Regions from separate parts of the Homo sapiens genome. Here region 1 is linked to region 2. Evidence: chromatin loops called from intact Hi-C (ENCODE). Cell type or tissue: PC-3. All regions are shown on one strand. Each heading gives the region's core, and the rest is flanking DNA. Links, peaks and the distances in the headings are about the cores only. Region 1 overlaps IL15 (interleukin 15). Region 2 has its middle 220 kb from the start of IL15.

Region 1 (8,000 bases), core at 1-8,000, 130 kb after region 2:
GAAACACACCAAAAGTTAGATTTTAAAACTACCATATTTTAGTTGTTACAAAAATATACTTTTAAAAACTTTAATAACAAGACAAATAGCAATTTTGAAAAAAAGTATACTCACGTGAACATCACTTTCCGTATATAAAGTAGCATCAATATGCATAGACTGAAAGGAAACAAAATTAGACAATATTAAAAACTATGCCCTGCTTTAAATATTATGAGAACAACCTACTGAAAACATTAAATTGTTTTTAATTCTTTTTTTATTTTGAGATAATTTAAAATTCATATGAAACTGTAAGAGTAAATACAGAGAGATCCTGTGTACCCTTCAACAAGCTTCTCCCAGTGGTAATGTCTTCCATAACCACAGTACAGTATTACAATCAGAAAATTGACATTAATACAATGCACTCACCTTGTTCAGATTTCACAAGTTTTATGTGCCACAGTGTGTGTGCTTGCATATGTGTGAAGTTTTATGCAATTTTATCATTTGCATAGATTCACATCACCACCACCACAGTTAAGACACAAAATAGTTTCATCACCACAAGGATTCTGCTGCTATTCTTTCATAACCAAAGTCACCTTTCTCCCCATACATACCTCATCATCACCCAATCTCTCTAAATTCTGGCAACCACTTCTCTGCTCTCCATGCCTATAATTTTGTCATTTCAAGAATATTATGTAAACGGACTCATATCATATGTAACCTTCTGAAATTAGCTTTTAAAAGAATTGATAGACATTTTTATGAGCCATTTAGGTTTACAGAAAAACTAGCAGAAAGTACAGAGACTTATACACCCCTTTGTTCTCCACCCCAGTTTCCCTATTGTTAATATCTTGCATTAGTGTGGTGTGTTTGTTATAGTTGGTGAATCACTATTATGATCTTAAGTGTACAGAATATTAGGGCTCATTATTTGTGTTGTATGTTTTACAGGTTTTGACAAATGTATAATGCCACCCATCATCATATATTAATATTTTCACTGCTTTAAAAGTAGCCTGTGCTCTGCCTAGCCATTTCTCCTTCCCTCCAAACCCCTAGCAACCACTGATCTTTTTATTGTCTCCATAGCTTTGCCTTTTTCAAAATGTCATAGTTGGGATCATACAGTGTGAAGCCTTTTCAGATTGGCGTCCCCATCTTTCACTCAACAATATGACTTTGAAGGTTTCTCCATTTCTTTTCATGGCTTGATAGCTTATTTCTTTTTATCACTGGATAATATTCTATTTTATAAATGTACCACAGTTTCTTTATGAAGACTGGCTTTTTTCACTCATCATAATACCCTGGAGATCCACCTAACTTGTGGGTATCACTAGTTTGTTCCTTTTTATTGCTCTGTAGTATTCCCTGACATGATATATCACAGATTTTACCAACTGAAGCACATCTGTTTCCAGTTTTTGGCAGTCATGAAAAAATCTCTGTGAACATTCATGTACATATTTTTGTGTGCACGTAGTTTTCATTTATCAAGGATGAATGTCTAAGAGCACAATTGTTGGATTGTAAGGCAAATGCATGTTTTGTTTCATAGGATGCTGCCAAACTATTTTATACAGTGCCTGTATCATTTTACATCATCACCAGCAATGTATGAATGATCCAGTTTCTCCACATCCTTGCCAGCATTATCACCCTTGTTCATTTATATTTACTTAGCATCATCACTATTTTTTATTCTGTATACGCTTATAGCTGCATGTAATAATATGTCATTGTGGTTTTAATTTGCATTACTTTCTAAACAAAATATACCCATTTTTACTACTTTCTCTCCAAAAAACTTGGGGTGATGTATAATTTTCCTTTCCAATCTGTGTGCCTTTTATTTATTTTTTTCTCATACATTTTTTCTCTCCTGCTTCATAATTTGGCTAAACTTCCAATATTATTGCTGTGGTTTGAATGTCCCCTCCAAAATTCAGATTGAAACTTAATCCCCAATGTGGCAGTATTGAGAGGTGGGGCTTTAAGAGGTAATTGGATCACAATGGCTCTGCCCTCATGAATGGATTAGAGTATCAATGTGTTATTACGGAAAGGGAACCGGTAGTTTTATAAGAAGAGGAAGAGAGACCTGAGCTAGCACATGAGTACATTCAGCCCCTCGCCATGTGATGCTTTTTGTCACCTCTGGACTCCAGAGAGCCCCCACCAGCAGGAAGGCCCTCACCAGATGTGGCTCCTCAACCTTGAACTTTTCAGTCTCATAACCATAAGACATAAATTCCTTTCTTTATAAATTATGCATTTCAAGTACTCTGTTATAAGCAACAGAAAACTCAGACAATTATGTTGAGTAAAAGTGGTGAGAGAAGATATCCCTGCTTAGTTTCCAGTCCTAGCAGAAAAACATTCAGTCTTGTACTCACCATTAAGTATGGTAGCTCTAGACTTTTTGAACATGTTTTGTACCAAGTTGAGGCAGTTCTCCACACCTACTTTCTAAGAAATTTTATCTTCAATAGGTGTTTATATCAGTCTGCTAGGGCTGCTATAAAAAGTACCACAGACTTGGTGACTTAAATAATAGAACTTTATTTTCTCACAATTCAGGAGGCTAGAGGTCTGAAATCAGGGTACCAGCAGTGTTGGTTTCTTTGGAGTCCTCCCTCCTTGGCTTATAGGTGGCCATTTTCTCCCAGTGTCTTCACATGGTTTTCTATCTCTGTGTATCTATACCCTTATCTGTTTTTCTAAAGATACCAGTCATATTGCAGTAGGACCTGCCCTCATGACCTCATTTTAACTGACCCTATCTCAAAATACAGTCACATTTTGATATACTGGCAATTAGTACTTCAACATATAAATCCAGGAGGCATAGGGAGGGACACAGGCCATGAGAGGTGTTGCATTTTATCAGATACCTTTTCTACATATGATTTTCTTCTTTAGCCTGTTGATAGGGTAGATTACATTGCTTGACTTTCAAATAATTGAGCAAGACTTGTGTACCTGAAATAAATCTCACTCGGTCATGGTGTATAATTCTTTTTATACATTGCTGAATTTGATTTGTTAATATTTTATAGAGCATTTTAATATCTAAGTTAATGGGAGATATTTTTGTAGTTGTCTTTTTTAGTAATATCTTTATTTGGTTTTAGCATCACAGTAATACTGGCCTCCTAAAATCAACTGGAAAATGTTCCTTCCTCTTCTATTTTCTAGAAGAGACTGTACAATTGTTGTTAATGCTTCTGTAAATATTTGATAGAATGATTCAGTGTAACCAGCAGGCTTGAAGGTCCCTTTTTGGGAGCTTGTGTATGATGAATTCAATGTATTTAGTGATTATATGAGTGTTTGGATTGTCTATTTCATCTTCATTATGTTTTGGTAGTTTGTGGTTTCTGAAGAATTGGTCCATTTCCTCTAAGTTATCAGATTTGTGAGCATAAAATTGTTCATAGTTTTTCTTATTATCCTTCTAATGACTGCAGATTCTGTAGTGACAGCCCCAAATTTCATTCCTGAGATTTGTGTCTTCTCTCTTATTTCTGTCAATTAAAGATCAATTGTATTGATTTTCCAAATAACCAGTTTTATGTTTCATTAATTTTTTCTATTGTTTTCTTGATTTCAACTTCATTAATTTTGGCTCTTATATTTAAATATTTTCTTTGTTCTGCTTGTATTGAATTTGTTTTGCTCTACTTCTTCTAGTTTCTTGAAGCAGTAACTTAGATTTTTGATTTGATAATTCTCCTTTTTTTCTAATGTATTCATTTGATTTTAAAAAATGTCCTGTCAGTATTGCTTTAGCCACATCACATATATCTTGATATGCTGTATTTCATTTTTTTTCATTCTATGTATTATGAATATCCTTTGAGATTTACTCTTTGACCCATGGATTATATAGAGGTATAGTATTTAATTTCCAAGCATTTGGAGATTTGCCCGTTGTATTTAATTTCTTGATTTCTGGTTTGATTCCATTGTGGTTTGAGAACAAATTCTGCATGATTTAAGTTCTGAAAAAATTTTTAAAGTTTCTTTTATGGCTCAGTATATATTTAGTCTTGATAAAAGAAAGTATATTCTGCTGTTGTTGGGTGTAGTGCTCTATGTATTAAATTAGATCCTGTTGGTTGGTTATATTGTATTTTTATGCCCTTTCTGATTTTCTGTCTAGTACTTCCATTAGTTACTGAGGAGGAGGCAGTGAAGTCCTCAAGAATAATTGTGGATTTGTCTATTTCTCTTTTATCCCTATTATTTTTTGTTTCACAAATTTTGAGTCTTCGTTGTTTGATGTGTATACATTTAAGAACATTATGTTTTCCTCACAGATTTATTTTTTATCATTTTGTAATATCCCTCTGGATTATAGCAACTTTATTTTCTGTGAAGTCTACTTTATGTTAATAACATTAACTTTGATGTTAATATAGCCACTTCTGCTTTTTATAATTAATGTATGCATGTGTATCAGTCTAGAGCTGCTGTAATAAACTACCACAAGGTGGGTGGTTTAAAACAACAGAAATCTATTCATTTACAGTTCTGGAGACTGGAAGTCCAAAGTCAAGGTGTTGGTAGGGCCATGTTCCTTCTGAGGGGTCTAGAGAAGAATGCTTTCTTGACTTCCCCAAGGTTCTGGTGGATCCTGGCAATCTCTGGCCTTCCTTGGCTTATAGCCGCATCACTCTGATCTCTTCCTCTGTCTTCACATGGCTTTCTTCCCAGTGAGTTACTCTGTGTCCTTTCCTTTTCTAATAAAGACACTTGTCATTGGATTTAGGGCCCCCCCTACTCTAGTATGATCTCATCTTAATTTCATTAATTATATTTGCAAAGATATTATTTCAAAATAAGATCACATTTTAAGGTTCCAAGAGGATGTGAAATTTGGGGGGACACTATTCAACCCATTATAGTATGCTATATCTTTTTCTGTCTTTTTAAATTTCAACCTATGTATGTCATTGTACTAGAAGTGAACTGCTTATAGATAGTATAGATGGGTGGTGTTTTGTTATGAATTCAACCAATCTCTCTCTTTTACTTGGTGTATTCTCATACTCTCCTGTGATACTAACCATAGGAATGCTGAATCTTTTGTTACTGTCGTCAAGATCAGTGATGCTTTTTTTTTCTTAAGTCAACTGTCTCTCTAGTATTCTGTTGTCAAATTAACTATCATTCCTCTGTCATTCATTCTGCTAATGAGCCTTTACAGTTTGCTTTATATTTCAGTTATATTTTCAGTTATATAATTTCTATATGGTTCCTTTCATATCTTCTATTTCTTTGTTAAGGCATTTAGTTTTTCATTTGCTTCAAGGGCATTTGTAATTGCTTTTTCAAGCACTTTTTATAATGTCTGCTTTCAAATCTATGTCAGAGAATTCCAACATCTGATCCACTTCAATTTTGTAATCTGTTGACTATATTTTCTCATTTAAGTTGTAACTTTCCTATTTCTTGTTACAATGGGTGATTTCCAATTGTATCTTGGCTTCATGTCTATTATGTTAGGACACTCTGGTCCTATTTAAATCTTCTATTTTAACATGCAGTCAGGTTGTTTGGATTTAGCATGCAAGTTCTAACCTATTTTTTAATGCTGTGATTCCAATGACAATTTAGTTTTCAGAACTTTGTGGTGCTATTTTGGTATGCTTGGTGCCATCGAGACTTCCACTGAAGCTGGTATTACCTGCTATGGCAAAAATCACTTCCTTAGGTCAGGCCACCTGTTTTCTTGAGGTGGGAGAAGAGGGCCTTTAGTCCACAAGCAACAACAGCTGTTCCCTGGGTCAAGCCATTCTCCCTGCAGGTGCCACCAAGATATCTGGCTTCTCCAGATAGAGGAAGAGAATACCTCACCTGTGCAGACTAGAACTCATCCGTCTGGGCCGCTTATAAATTACGTTTTAAAGATAATTAGATTCTAAAACAGTAAGGAAAAGACTTCTTTTTGAGCTTTATAAGATCATAAATTTCTACAAAAATATTATTGTTTCAAGTGTGGTTTCCTTAAGACAGACAGAAAAACACAGAGAGAGACAAACTCCATAGCAGTTATACCAGGCATTTTATGGAAAAATGAGTACTCACTTGAATAAGATCTTCAATTTTTTTCAAATCACTTATTACATTCACCCAGTTGGCTTCTGTTTTAGGAAGCCCTGCACTGAAACAGCTGAAAGAAAAACCATAGAGCAAAGCATTTTGAAGGAGCCTATTCATCTTGATGAATACTATAAGCAAAAGAGCAATCAATAATTTTTATTCTGACCAGTGAAAAAATCAGTGTTATCCTTGCTTCTGTGCATTCAACAGCCTTGTAACTGAACATAAACATTGAGCATATAGTACAATTTTGGCATTTTATGATAACTTGAGGCTTCACCAACCCGGATTAGAGAAAAGCCTAACTGTAGGCATACTTTATAAATAAACTGGCTCAATTTATCACAATGAAATAGAAGCAGTGCCAGATGTGTGGCAATGCTCAATAAATGATTTTGAATGAATTACTAGTTTCCTTTAAGTAGAGATTTACAGAGACTTTGAAGTCTAATAAATAGGTAAAATTCTTAAAATGAGTAATAATCATTTTCATGTAATGATTTTGATAGTAAATTTTTTTTACACTACATTAAACATGCCCCTTTCATGTTGCTCACACTCTTACTATGCTTGCAGCAGCTTTCTCCATAAACAGTACAGACTTCATTCCAGTGTAGGCTGAATGATCATATACTTACTCACTTTCACAAATTTCATAAAAATTAAAATTTAATATCCAGACAAAATACACTTATACTGACCAAGTAACATTGGAATGATGCTTAGAGCTTGAGGAAAAATAATCACTCACTTCCTGATGGATCTTACACAGAAGCATGATAGTCAACACTAATCTGTCTTATGATGAAGAATTACCTGCACAAATCTATGGTTCCCAATACCATGAAGGCATTAGTAGAGTAAAACTGAACTGAGAGTCAGATTATATAACTATAGGTTAGGTGCTTTGGGCCAACTGGGTATATTAGCTGCATCTAAGAGAGAAGAAAAAAGTTAATAGTCATGGAAACATATGAATTTTATTAGAAGGAAACAACAAAAGGCTTAAATAAAGAAAGAAATGTTTTAAACTGAACTAGGATAAAGATCAAGGGATAGGAGGAGTCAGTGTCAGGGACAGATAAAAAAGTAACATAAGCAAATTCTAAATATCTACTTTTAATTGCCATGAAAAATATGTAGTCTATCAATAAGTGGTATACTTCCAAGTTCAGTTAAATATCAAAAGGCCCAATTTATTTGAGGGCTATAATGCTTGTTTGGACTATTACCACAATGTAGAAAAATGCTCAGTTAGGTGTTTACCAAACCTCTCTAAATCTCTGTAGTCTGCCTTCTATCCCCCAGATACTGAGTACCTAGAGATATAAGCAAACTGAACGTAAACTAATTTAATGGAAAATATATCCAAGGACAATCATCATGACCATGAACATAATGTTATTTATGCCTAAAGATAAAATTACCCCAAAATGAAGACATGAATGCCAGCTTCAGTTAGAAAATGACTGTTTAGAAGTAAACACAAGTAGCACTGGATGGAAATACTTCTCAAATGTGGTTTCTGAAAAATATAATCATAGACAAATGGTTAAATTTTTTAGTTAAAAAGTGAGGTTTAAAATAACATGTCAACATATTTTTAGGTCTAAAGATGTAAGTTTGTCATAATTTCATAATTAATGCCCCTTATCAAAAATAATAAAACTATAATTTATCTTTTTTCACTTTCTCTCCCACCTCCAACTCTGTCTCTTATGCACAAAGTTCCTTAACAGATATTTCTGCAGATGCATGTCAAAGATAATTTAACAAAGTTGACATATTTGTTAATTTACATACATACCAATGTCACCACTTAAAGTTTTTATATTATCTTTGACCTCCTCCTCATCCTTCTTTCTTTTTTAATAGGTCAAAATATTTTATACAGC
Region 2 (12,492 bases), core at 2,323-10,322:
GAATAAAGCATTTACCGTATAAAAGATTTTTGTCTTGCTAGGTTGTTCCTTTCCTGGTACTTTGGCTAGAAAAAATGGCCTTTTATGGGTCTCTTATTTTCTGTATCTGTTGGTGTTTGCCGATTGCCAGCTTCTTCAACTGAGATATATGAGGCAAAGAAAAAACCCAAGTAACTTACCAGAATGTTGTTCCTTGAATCCAGAGTTTGCTAGCTAGTCTGTCTTCTTTTTCTACCTTCAATGTCTTCTTATGTTTGTTTTATATGTAATGTCCAGAGTTTTTAGTTGAACTTAGTAGAAGAAATAGGAAAAAAAAGATGTCTACTCCATCTTTCCAGAAGCAGAAGTCCTTCTCCCTGATTTTAAAACCTCAATTTACCAAGAAGTTTAGCTACAAATTTTACATACAAAAAAGTTAAGTATTAGTCATTTGCTAATCTGGCCACTAAACATTTGAGTGCAGCTCTTTTCCCTTTTTCGTCATAAAGGCTTAACACCTCCTTACACAAAAGATCTTCCATTGATTTTTGGAGGTGTTTTTTAATATTAACATTATCAAAACTACAGAGGTTTTCATTTTGGCATCATAATTTTAACATTTCAATGAAGAAATAAAAATTTGCCCTTGTTTATTTAAAAGGCTGAATAATATTCCACTGTGTGGACATATCACACTTTGTTTATTCATTTATCTGTCAATAAACATTGCTAAAATAACTAAATAGGAGGCAATTCACCTGAGGCAGCTTCAGTGCCCTGAGATCCAATATAAGCAACCTAAATCTAACTTGAATGCCTTCCTTGTAACTAACTTAGAGAGAGATAAAATTTAAACTTAATCAATCAGAAACCACTAACTTCAAACTGCATAACTAGAAATTTCCACTGGGTAATCCAAATAAGGCAACTACATAACTGTAAACAATTATTTTCTTTGCTTTGCTTTCCCACTCACCTTATAAAACCCTGTCTTTGAAACCTTTCCTCCCCGACCAACTAGCACCACAATTGAGTGCTGTCCAATTCATAAATTGCTGTTTGCTCAAATAAACTTTTAAAATGATTAATGTGACAGTTTAAGTTTTAATATTTTGGTTATTTTCACATCTTGGCTATTATGAATAATGCTGCAATGAACATAAGAGTGCTAATATCTCTTCAAAAACCTGATTTCAATTCTAGTGAATTGAACCAGAAGTAGAATTGCTGGATCATATGGTAGTTCTATTTTTAATTTTTTGAGGAATCTCCATGCTGTTTTCCCTAGTGGCTGTACCATTTTGCATTCTCACCAACAGTGTATAAGGGTCCCAATTTCTCCATATCCTTGTGTACACATATTATTTACTCATTTTTTTGTCTTGTTTTGCTTTGGTTTTATTTATAATGGCCATTGTAGCATGTATGAGGTGATATCTCATTATGGTTTTGATTTACATTTCCCTAATGATTAGTGATGTTGAGCAACTTTTCACACACTTGTTGGCCATTTTTATGTTTTCTGTTGAGAAATGTCCATTCTCCTTAGCCCATTTTAAAGAGGTGTTTGTTTGTTTATTTATTTATTTATTTATTTATTTATTTATTTTACTATTGAGTTGTAGAATTTCCTTATGTACTTTGGATTATAACCTCTTATCAGACATATGGTTTGCAAATATTTTTCCCATTCTATTAGTTGCCCTTTCACTCTATTGATTGTTTATCTTGCTGTATAGAAGATTTTTAGTTTGATGTCATTTCACTTGTCTGTTTTTGTTTTTGTTGCCTATGCTTTTGGTGTCATATGCATAAAATCATCCCCAAGAACATTGCCGTGAAGTTTTTTTCCCCTGTGTTTCCTCTAGAACTTTTACAGTTTGGGACCTTACATGTAAGTCTTAAATCCACTTTGAGTTCTGTGATTTGCAACAATGCAGATGAACCTTGAAAATAGTATGCTAAGTGAAATAAACTAGTCACAGAAAGACAAACATTGTATGATTCCACATATATGATGTGTCCAAAATAGTCAAATTTATGAACTCAATGAAAGGGCGGTTGCCAGGGCCTGAGGGTAGAGAGAATGGGGTTGCTAATCAACAGGCATAAAGTTTAAGTCAGGCAAAATAATAAGCTCTAGAGATCTACTGTGCAACATTGTACCAACAATAATGTACTATACACTTAACAATTTCTTAAGAAGGGAGTAGATCTCATGTTGTGTTCTTAACACAATAAAATACAATGAAATGAAAATTAGCCTTGAGGAGGCCTCTTGTTTAAATTGGAAGGAACTGCACTGATAAGATGTTTTCTTGGGAAAACTCTTTACTAGAAAAGTAATGAAAAGACTGAGCTTTAGATCAAGATTTTTTAAGTCATGAGTCCAGCAAAACAACACGAATACCATGACAACAACTAAAACTGAGTTGTCTGAACAGATTATAATAAGGGTACTTTTAATATTTTGGCCTGGGTTCAGATAAAGGTATTTGGGGCTGTGGACTAAAAGCTGTTAAAAAAGAGGCCTGCCTGCCTGCATGCCTCCCTTCCCTTCCCTTCTCTTTCCTTCCCTTCCCTTCCCTTCCCTTCCTTCCTTTCTTCTTCTTTCTTTTTTCTGCTTTTTAGTAAGGATGAGTAGGACATAGACCACACCAGCAACTTCAGATTGAGAAAAGAGATCTACATAATATCACCCTCTAAGAACAGGTGTTGGGGTAAAATCAGGGAAATATCAGAGTTTATATCAAGTTTTAAGTTTCTCATGTAATGAGCTCTCCTGTTTTGTTGTTGTTGTTGTTTGGTTGTTACCATTGAGTCTTCAATGAGGTTTTCTTAAATACTTGAGCCGTGAGTGATGTTTGAGGAAATTAAAGGTCTGAGTTACTCCCCCGATGGGGTAAAGCTTTGCTGACAAAGGACAACTGCTAGAGTCGCAGCTCTGACATTCAGTGCTGATCACCAGGGAAGCCAGAAGAAGGACCCAGATGAAAAGGACTATGGGAAGAAGAAGTTGTGTTCTCTGCATTGCATTCTGTTATATGGGAAGGGTGAAAAGCAGCAGTCCCCTAAAGTCTAAAGAAAGTGACAGTTTTCAAGTTATATCTCCTTTTCTTTATAAAATATTTTAGCATCTTTGCAACTTGGACCGTATCTCATTTCTATTAACCAGCCATAGCAGCTTCCAGAAAACTACCAGCCCCTTTCAAAGGTCATGCCTGTCCTTTTCCCTATTGAATATTTAAGAGTGAAAAGAATTGTAATTGCAAATGGCCAACTATTTTTAAAGATTCAAGCTTTTCCTCTTCCTTCAACACCCCCACCAGCCCCAGCACAGAGTGAAGCTTATTCTCAATTAAGTTCTCCTGTGCCTTATCCAGCCTGGCACAGAGACAGGCAGGTTGGGGCAAAGATAGGGCTCCAGTGGCTGAGGGGCCTCTCAGGCCATGCTGTGTCTGACTCTCCCAGCCTAGCTGAGTCCACTGCACCTCTCTGCATTGCCCTGGGGAGAGAGAAGGGGGTGCAGGTTTCCAAATGGAGTGTGAAAATCAAGAGATACATGTATTTATATGCAGTGGCATCTTAAAAACAAACAATGACAGTATTTGTCTCAGTTTTAGTTTTCTACTATTCCCTTGATTTTTGAATTTCTGCTAAATATTTCTTACCTGTTAGCTTTCTATTAATCAGAACCTGGATTTGTGATTGCGCTTCTCTCTGAAATATGCTGGCCTGATTATACACTGGAATGATGAGAAAAGCAACTTCTAATCATTAGCAATGTAAGAAATTCCTGAAAAATATTCAGTGATCACCTGTGAAATGTGGATGGTGATACTAGTCCTTGAATACATGTAGAAAGTAACAAGCATAATATCAATTTCCTTGCAGGATGAAGCTATCTCACATATGATAAACCTTTCATTTCACAGGCATCATTCTCTGTTTTCTGGTGCAAGGAAAATCAAAGGTCCTCTCATTAGTTTATTAAACTTCAATTCAGTTCCTAGAGATTTAATGAAATAGCCAATGTCTAAATGCTAGATAAGCTACTCATTTTATAAAGTGTTTTCCTACAATATATTATTACATCCCTCCCCTGCTTTTTTTTGTTGTTGTTGTTCAAAACAAGGCAATAGATTAACCTCTCCTCCTTCCTTCTCTGACATCCAACTTGATCTTATTCTATATGCATTAACTGAAAGCTGTTTTTATTATTGAGAAATCCTATGGCAACGTGATATAGGTGTTGCAGATTACATGTCAATTGTGAATACTATGTAGTAACTGCCTCCATTTGTCTTGGTCAGTTTGGGCTGCTTTAACAAAGTACTATAGATTGGGTGGCTCATAAACAACAGAAATTTATTTTTCAGAGTTCAAGAGGCTAGAAGTAGGAGATCAGAGTGCCAGGTTAGGGCACTCTGATGGTAGGGCTTTGGTGAGGGCTTCTGGGTTGCAGACTGCTAACTTCTCATTGCATCCTCACATGATGGGAAGAGGACAAGCTAGCTCTCTGAGTTCTTTTTATAAGGGCTGTAATCCCTTCCATTCTTATAGCCTAATTACTTCCCAAAGGACCCACTATCGGGGGAACCAGCCCCCAATATTTCAGCATACGTTCTTTCTATTTTCCCTAAGTGTCGGTCAGTCTGAGAAATAAAGAGAAAGTGTACAAAGAGAGAAATTTTATAGCTGGGCCTCTGGGGATGCCATCACATATTGGTAGGACAATGATGGCGACCCTGAGCCACAAAACCAGTAAGTTTTTATTAGGGATTTTAGAAGGGGAAGGGATGTACGAACAGGGAGTATGTCACAAGGATCACATGCTTCAAAGGGCAATAAAAGATCACAAGGCAAGGGCAAAATTAGAATTACTGATGAGGGTCCATGTCCTGCTGTGCATGCATTGTCTTGATAAACATCTTAACAGGAAACAGGGTTCGAGAGCAGACAACCAGTCTGACTAGAATTCACCAGGTTGGAATTTCCCAATCCTAGCAAGCCTGAAGGCACTGCAGGAGACCAGGGTGTATTTCAGTCCTTATCTCAACCACATAAGACAGACACTCCCAGAGCAGCCATTCATAGACCTCCCCCCAGGAATGCATTCCTTCCCCAGGTCTATCAATTATTAATATTCCTTGCTAGGAAAAGAATTCAGCGATATTTCTCCTACTCGCACATCTGTCTATAGGTTTTCTACGAGAAGAAAAATATGGCTCTATTCTGCCCAATCCCACAGCAGTCAGACCTTATGGTTATCTCCTTTGTTTCCTGAAAATCGCATTATTCTGTTCTTTTTCAGAGTGCACTGATTTCATGTTGTTAAATACACATGTTTTACAAACGATTTGTACAGTTAATGCAATCATCACAGCGTCCTGAGGTGACATACATACTCAGCTTATGAAGATGATGGGATTAAGAGATTAAAGTAAAGACAGGCATAAGAAATTATAAGAGTATTGATTGGGGAAGTGATAAATGTCCATGAAATCTTCACAATTTATGTTCAGAGATTGCAGTAAAGAAAGGCATAAGAAATTATAAAAGTATTAATATTGGGAACTGATAAATGTCCATGAAATCTTCACAATTTATGTTCTTCTGTGGTGGCTTCAGCCAGTCTCTCCATTCAGGGTCCCTGACTTCCCGCAACAACCCACCATGAGAATTAGATTTCAGCATATAAATTTTGAGGACACACACACATTCAGTTCATTACAACATTATTTCACAGAAAGTTAGGTTTTATGCAATTATAATTCTTATCCTATGGAAGAATCCTTTTCCATTATACTTCATTACCTCAAAGTAGCACTTAAATCTTCCATTGACTTTGATAACAAAGAATACAGTGTGATATGTCCCCCTGAAAAATATATTACTCATTATTTTGTTCCAGTGTTAGTATAGTATGTTTTAATAATATGATTTATAGCACAATTTGGTAATATAATTTATTTATGACAATTAACCAAATGATCTTTTGTCATAAGTTATCAAGGTTAGAATTATGGTTGTATAAATAAACTTTCTGATACAAATTTCTTTTTTAATTATTTCCATATATACTGTTCAGTATACTATGAATATGAAATTGTTTATTATTGTATATTCGTTATCACATTGTTAAGAAAAATTATCCAAAACTTCAAAATAGAGCAAAAGGATGACTGTGTGTCTTCTTAATGTTATTCTGGGCCATTGCCTAACAGATCCACCTAAGAATTCTCTATGATATATCTTTGTTTGAGTTTCTAAGTAACACTGATTAAATCTCAGATTCTGTGAAGTTACATGTTAATTTTTTTCAGAAAGAGATACAAATGATTTCTGGCAGTTAAAAAGATAAGTCCGTAAGTTATGGTTTTATTGCCCTATAAGATATTAACCAGTTTTTTTCTCACCTAGAAAACTTATTTCACACTTTATTTCTCGATTGCTTATTCAAATCTCTGTTCTTCAAGTACTCCTTGCAGCAACTTCATCTGTATTTTGGTTTGCTCTTTTTGAATGAATCAAAAGTGGCAATAGAATTTACCTTTGCTAACTTATTTTTCCCCTTACTCTGATTTTTTGTTTTGTTTCTGGTTCATGTTCAACTTTGGTTCTGGTTTTGGTTTGCACAAAGCCAATACATAGTTATCTATTAGGGACATTGAGCATTTATTATCTAAGAATGTGAGACTATAGGAAATCTGGTTTGTAGTTATTTTGTTTGTACATGTTTCCAGTGTCCTCTGGTCATTCATATACATGTTCAGTGATTCATTAGAAGGTCTCACAGGACTCCAGGCACCTTAATTGTACTCATGGCTATAGTTTACTACAGCTAAGACATAAAGCAGAATTAGCAAGGACAAAAAGCCTCATCAGGAGGGATCTGGAGAGATCTAGGCACAACTTCCAAAGTTCTCCCTCAGGAGGGTGTGCAATACACGCCCCTTCCTCCAGCAATGAACTGTGGTAACATGCACAAAGTGTTTCTGTCTGGGAAAGCCTGCTTTAGACAGAGCGGAAAGTTTTTATTGGAGGTTGGTCATGCAGGTACTCTCTACCTGTGCTACCAGCCGCGATTACCAAAAGCCCAGACTCCCAGAAGGAAAGCAGGTGTTCATCATAAATCACATTGTTTGCACAAACACTGTAGACAGGCTGGTACATTAGAGTTCAGTGCCCCCAGGCATGCAAAACAGCTTTATAAATTAGTCATGTGGGAAACATTTCAAAAGCCAAATTTTTAGATGCCAGTCAAGGTCAGCCGCACAAGCAAGCCCTTCTACAGAAATGTGAGAATTAGGAAACATCAAGCTTGCTGCGTTAACATTTTCTCGCATAGCATGTTTACTATTATGTACATTTGGACTCACGCCATAATCCCAGCACTTTGGGAGGCTGAGGTGGGTGGATCACGAGGTCAGGAGTTTAAGACCAGCCTGACCAAGATGGTGAAACCCAGTCTCTACTAAAAATACAAAAATTAGCCGGGCACGGTGGCAGGTGCCTGTAATCCCAGCTATTCAGGAGGCTGAAGCAGAAGAATAGCTTGAACCCAGGGGGTGGAGGTTGCAGTGAGCTGAGATCGTGCCACTGCACTCCAGCCTGGGTGATAGAGTGAGTCTCTATCTCAAAAAAAAAAAAAAAGAAAAAGAAAGTATGTGATGGTTACCAGATATGTTTTTTGAGATCTGTACTTTGGGATCTTAACCAGTGAGATTGTTTGTCCTGCATTTACTTTATTATTATTATTATTATTGCTTTACAGATGTTTTCATCTGCACTTCGGACTTTCCTTCAGGTAAGCTGAGAGGAAAAATTCTGTCTCAGGTGAAGAAAAAAAAAGTATTAAAGTATGTTGAAAAAGACAAACCTGGGCCAAAGGCTCGTAGTAGATTGAGATGAGGATTAAGAATTGACTAGGCTGGGTGTGGTGGCTCACGCCTGTAATCCCAGCACTTTGGGAGACCGAGGCGGGCAGATCACGAGGTCAGGAGATCGAGACCATCCTGGAGAACACAGTGAAACCCCTTCTCTACTAAAAATACAAAAAAAAAAAAAAAAAAAAAAAAAAAAAAAAAATTAGCCGGGCGTGGTGGCAGGCGCCTATAGTCCCAGCTACTCAGGAAGCTGAGGCAGGAGAATGGCATGAACCTGGGAAGTGGAGCTTGCAGTGAGCCGAGACTGCGCCACTACACTCCAGCCTAGGAGACAGAGCAAGACTCCGTCTCAAAAAAAAAAAAAAAAAAAAAAAAAAAGAATTGACTATTGGATTTAGCAACAAAGCATTTGACTGCATTTACTTTTGGTCCATAGCTGAAGTTGCTTGTCTGAAGCTGCATGCTGTCTGCCATGGACTGAAGTTTGTCGCCCACCAAATTCATATGTTGAATTCCTATCCCTCAATGTAATGGTATTTGGAGATGGGGTCTTTGGGAGGTAATTAGGTTTAGATGAGGTCATGAGGGTAGGACCCTCTTGATGAGATCAGTGCCCTTATGAGAGGACACACCAGAGAGCTTACTTTCTCTCCACCATGTGAGAAAACAGTGAGGAGGTGGCTGGCCATCTGTAAGCCAGAAAGCAGGCCCTTAATAGAAGCCTACCATTCTGGCACCCTAATATCAGACTTCCAGCCTCCAGGATTGTGAGAAAATGAACTTTTATTGTTTACGTATGTAAGCCACCCCATCTAGAGTATTTTGTGATGGCAGTCCAAACTGACTAAACACAGTCTGTGTGTCTATGTGCCAATAATTAAGCAAAACTTTTGCTTCTTATTGTCTGAGCTTAAAATATTTTCCTATTTTCAAAGTATGTGAATAAGCAGAATTATAAATTCTATTAAATGAAAGATCTCTGTTTCTAAGTAGCTTATAGAGACTAATAAAAGTATAATATATATATTTTTAAATGCTGTCATGACTCAGTTTTAAGGCTCTGGCTAGAGGCCAGTCTGTTCTCCATCTTAAGCAGTTGAGTAAGTTGCTTAACCACTTTCCACATTAGGCCATCATACATCCTCCCTAATTTCCCTGAGGCCAGGTACCAGACAACTAGGGACACACCTTAAGCCCCAGAACCCACCAAAATCATTCAAATTATCCTATCCAGGGAGCCTGTGAAACCCAGCTAATCCCACCAGAACTGCAAGACCTGAGCTGCCCCTTACAGCCACAGCTTGTTGCCACCTGTCACAGGGCACCACCTCGTGTGGCCATGCCTGGCAGTGTTGCAGACCTTTCTCCTTAGTTCAGCTAAAACTGGGTTCTTGTCATGTGACCAGGAAATATTAGGCTTGCGGACACATAGAAGGGTGAGGAGCAGAATTTATTTGGAGAAAAGGAAAAAGGAAAAATAACTCTCAGCAAAGTGAGAGAGAATCCTGCTAGCAGGTTTCCCACCTCACTGATTGAATCCCAGGTTCCCACCCAGGAAATGAAAACACCAGTCTCCTCCCTGCTGCAAATGGCTTGAACTTCCCGAGGCTCCACTCCGTCCTCCCAGTGCACAGGTGGGCAATGTTCAGAGAGAATCAGTTGGGAAAGGGCAGGCTTCATCTGAGACCAGCAGTCTGGGTTTTCAGCCTTCAGGCTGTTTCAGGCTTGAAGGCGGGGTTTTGCTGGGTACCCTTGGCTGCCTCTTGTCTCTATCAGCAGGCTTCTCTTGTTGGGAAGTGTAAGTAACAAAGAGTCCTGCCTTTCATCTATCTGAGTGTCAGTGTGCTGGTTCCGGCCATGAAAAGGATATTACCAAACATACAGTGTACATAACACAAGAAAACAAAGAGTTCCCAGGAAAAAATTTCTATTGCTTGGTATATACTATTATTGGTTTCTCCCCCTCCACCAGAGAATAAAGCCCTAATTTCCTAAGGCATCCTTTGTATATAATTAACTTTTCTCTGATGCATCTACATTACTATTAGGTATGTACTATCCTTGGGAGAATTGAAAAAATAGTCACTCAAATTATTTTCTCTGTTCTGTGGTTCAGTGAGGAATTCCACTCTAGAGAAACTATCTAAGCTTTTAGGGTTAAGAAAGAAAAACTTCTCTCAGCAATAGCTCAGTAATTTATTTATGTAGCAATTCACATTCATATGTTCAAAATGCATCCACGGAAAAAATGAGATTGGCTCAATGAGTTTTAAAAACAGTTATATATCTTTTTCCTGACTTTTTTCAGTGTAAAGTATAGAATAAACCTTTTTTTATAAGATTTGGGTTTGTTTTCTCACAAAAAGACTGTTAATATGAATGTCCTAAAATTCTATATTGGTTTATTGTTCAGATTAATGAATACTCTTCCATATAAACATTAAGATTATAAAACACATCAAATTATGTATTCAGTTAACCAAATTATAATTCCAGCAAACTTTTAGATATCAATAGTGATTGTGTTATTTTTCCATTTGTCAATCTAAACCAACCAGGATTCTGAGTTAAATTTAAAATCTTGATTAATACCATAATTAATACATAATCTTTGGAGGCATGGATAATTTCTAAGCAACACAGAATACTGAAAATTTGGTTACCAAGCATAGTTTTTATTTAAAATGTTACAGAGTGACTATACCTTTGAGATATGTTCAAGAACATTTTTATTTTTGCCACTTTAAGAGTGTCAAAGGAACGTGTGATTTTAGAGGTTGTGTAATGTGTACTCATGAGTTTCTCTGGTCTGCCAAAATACTTGTGTAAGACAGAGAGTTCTCAATCCTGCCTCCCACTTTTTGTTGTGAAGTAGAACTTTGTACTTTGGTTGAAAGTTTTAATTGCCATAGATGAGCATGACTCTAAATGGAAAAATTATGGCAAATAAATATAACCATTGTATTCAAGGTAATGAAATGTGTTCTTGTTTTTTTAAAGGAAAAAGATAATAGTTTTATTCTAAAATAATGTGTCAAGATAAGTAGATATAGAACGTTGTGTAAGGTTTTAGGAAAATAAACTTTTTTTTGGTCTGGGGTTATATCCCCAAAAAGTATGAGTCTGAAAAGAAGCAATGGAATGTGTTGGTACACTTTTGATGAGTTTTCTTATCAAGGAAAAAAAAATTGTGAATTCTTTACTACCAAGGCCTTGTAGTACTCAGTTCCTCTGAACAAGAAATGATAAAAGGTTAATTTTTAACTTTTGTGTAATTTTCCATACAACAGAAATGTTGCACCTCATCAGAATAACTTTTTTTTGTGCATTTTCCTTGCTTTGATTATCTACCCTTCATCATTTTTTAAAAAGTTATTTCTGAAAGAGCTAAGGTCTCTTAGAATTAGGTTACCTTTTGCTATATCTATTTTAAAATATTCTTTTGACATTATGATTAATAGGTAGCCAGGCTACACCCATTTATTTTTCTTAGTCACCCATGTTTCTCTCTTAATCAAGTGTCTAATCTCCTCTGATAATTCTTTTGATTTAGTCCTCCTTAAAAAGAGATTGTACATTCAAAGAGATTAATATCAAGATATCTTTTATACATAAATAATGTTTGGGGTATTCCAAAAGTCTCTGGATAACTATAGAGGTCCTTCTTTCACCTTATTAAGGGAGAAATACTAGTAATAATTAGGTTGTTTGATATACTTGATATTTCTTAATTAGTTCTTATTGGATGTACTTGGTATTTCTTAATTAGTTCTACCCTATTGTAAGAGCTGCATAGGAAGAGCTGTGAAATCAAGAGACACGGAACTTTTTCTAAATTAGTTTTGTATGGGGAAATATACTAATACAAATACATTTCAGTGAGTATCCCAAACAATCAAAATGAGTGACTGAGGCATAAGTCTCAATTGAGGTTTATTAAGCCAGCTTTAGGGTGCATCTGGGAAAAACAGCCACAGACACATAAGTGGCTGATTTTCCAGAGAGGTTTTCAGGAGGTTTAGTATTTATACATTTCCTTAAAGGGCACAGGGAGAAGGCACCTAGGAAGAGGAGAAGGTAGGCTGTAAGGCAAATGGTTACAAGATTTACTTAATGCCTAGTAAACCTACATTTTACATAAAATAAGGTAAATATTTAAAGAGAAAAAGTGAATAAAAGAAGACTCAATTATGCAGTCTTTGTCTTCATTCTGCACCTGGGATGATAAGATTATAATAGATATTAACAGTGTGGAATTGAAGAGACTCTAGTTTTATAATAGGAGCTAGACTTAGATTGTAGACTTAAAGTTACAATTGGCATATCCTCATTTATGAGAGGCCAGCGAAGAATTTACTTATGAATGATCTGTAGAGGCTGTCCTTCAGCAGATGCCTCAGACCTTTTGCCTTTCCATGGGAATCTGGCTGAGGCATGTTAGGAGCAGATATTCACTTGGAAAAGGATGCTGCAATTATCTTCTCTTTTGCACAAGACGGCTTGGGGTCTGGAGATTTTTTAATTCTTACTTACATCCCCATTATAGAAAGAATTGGAAGGCTCCAGGATTTAGGCAATGCTCTCACAGTTCATAATATGTTTTACCTTTAGAGGAAACATGGAT

The links. Hi-C counts contacts between places; a loop is a spot of excess contacts. Peaks named below come from ENCODE experiments on the same cell type or tissue, not always from the same donor. Only the 100,000 strongest peaks of a DNase experiment are listed, where the experiment ranks them.
Region 1: a loop joins it to region 2, with 2.6 times the contacts of the local background. A loop is called at or near these places in 3 of 110 quality-filtered maps.

What each region holds. Positions count from the first base shown.
Region 1 is chr4:141,720,099-141,728,098 of GRCh38, reverse strand. It overlaps IL15 (interleukin 15), which reads right to left. Exons shown (of 8, transcript NM_000585.5): 4 at 7,533-7,630; 5 at 6,091-6,175; 6 at 115-159. Among named protein-coding and RNA genes, the nearest start is that of IL15, 88 kb to the right of the region's middle. In PC-3, for the core only: no CTCF peak of the experiment used is centred there; no DNase peak of the experiment used is centred there.
Region 2 is chr4:141,848,180-141,860,671 of GRCh38, reverse strand. No RefSeq gene overlaps it. Among named protein-coding and RNA genes, the nearest start is that of IL15, 220 kb to the right of the region's middle. In PC-3, for the core only: no CTCF peak of the experiment used is centred there; DNase peaks (open chromatin) are centred at 7,121 and 8,971; H3K4me3 peaks cover 311 bases; H3K27ac peaks cover 3,137 bases.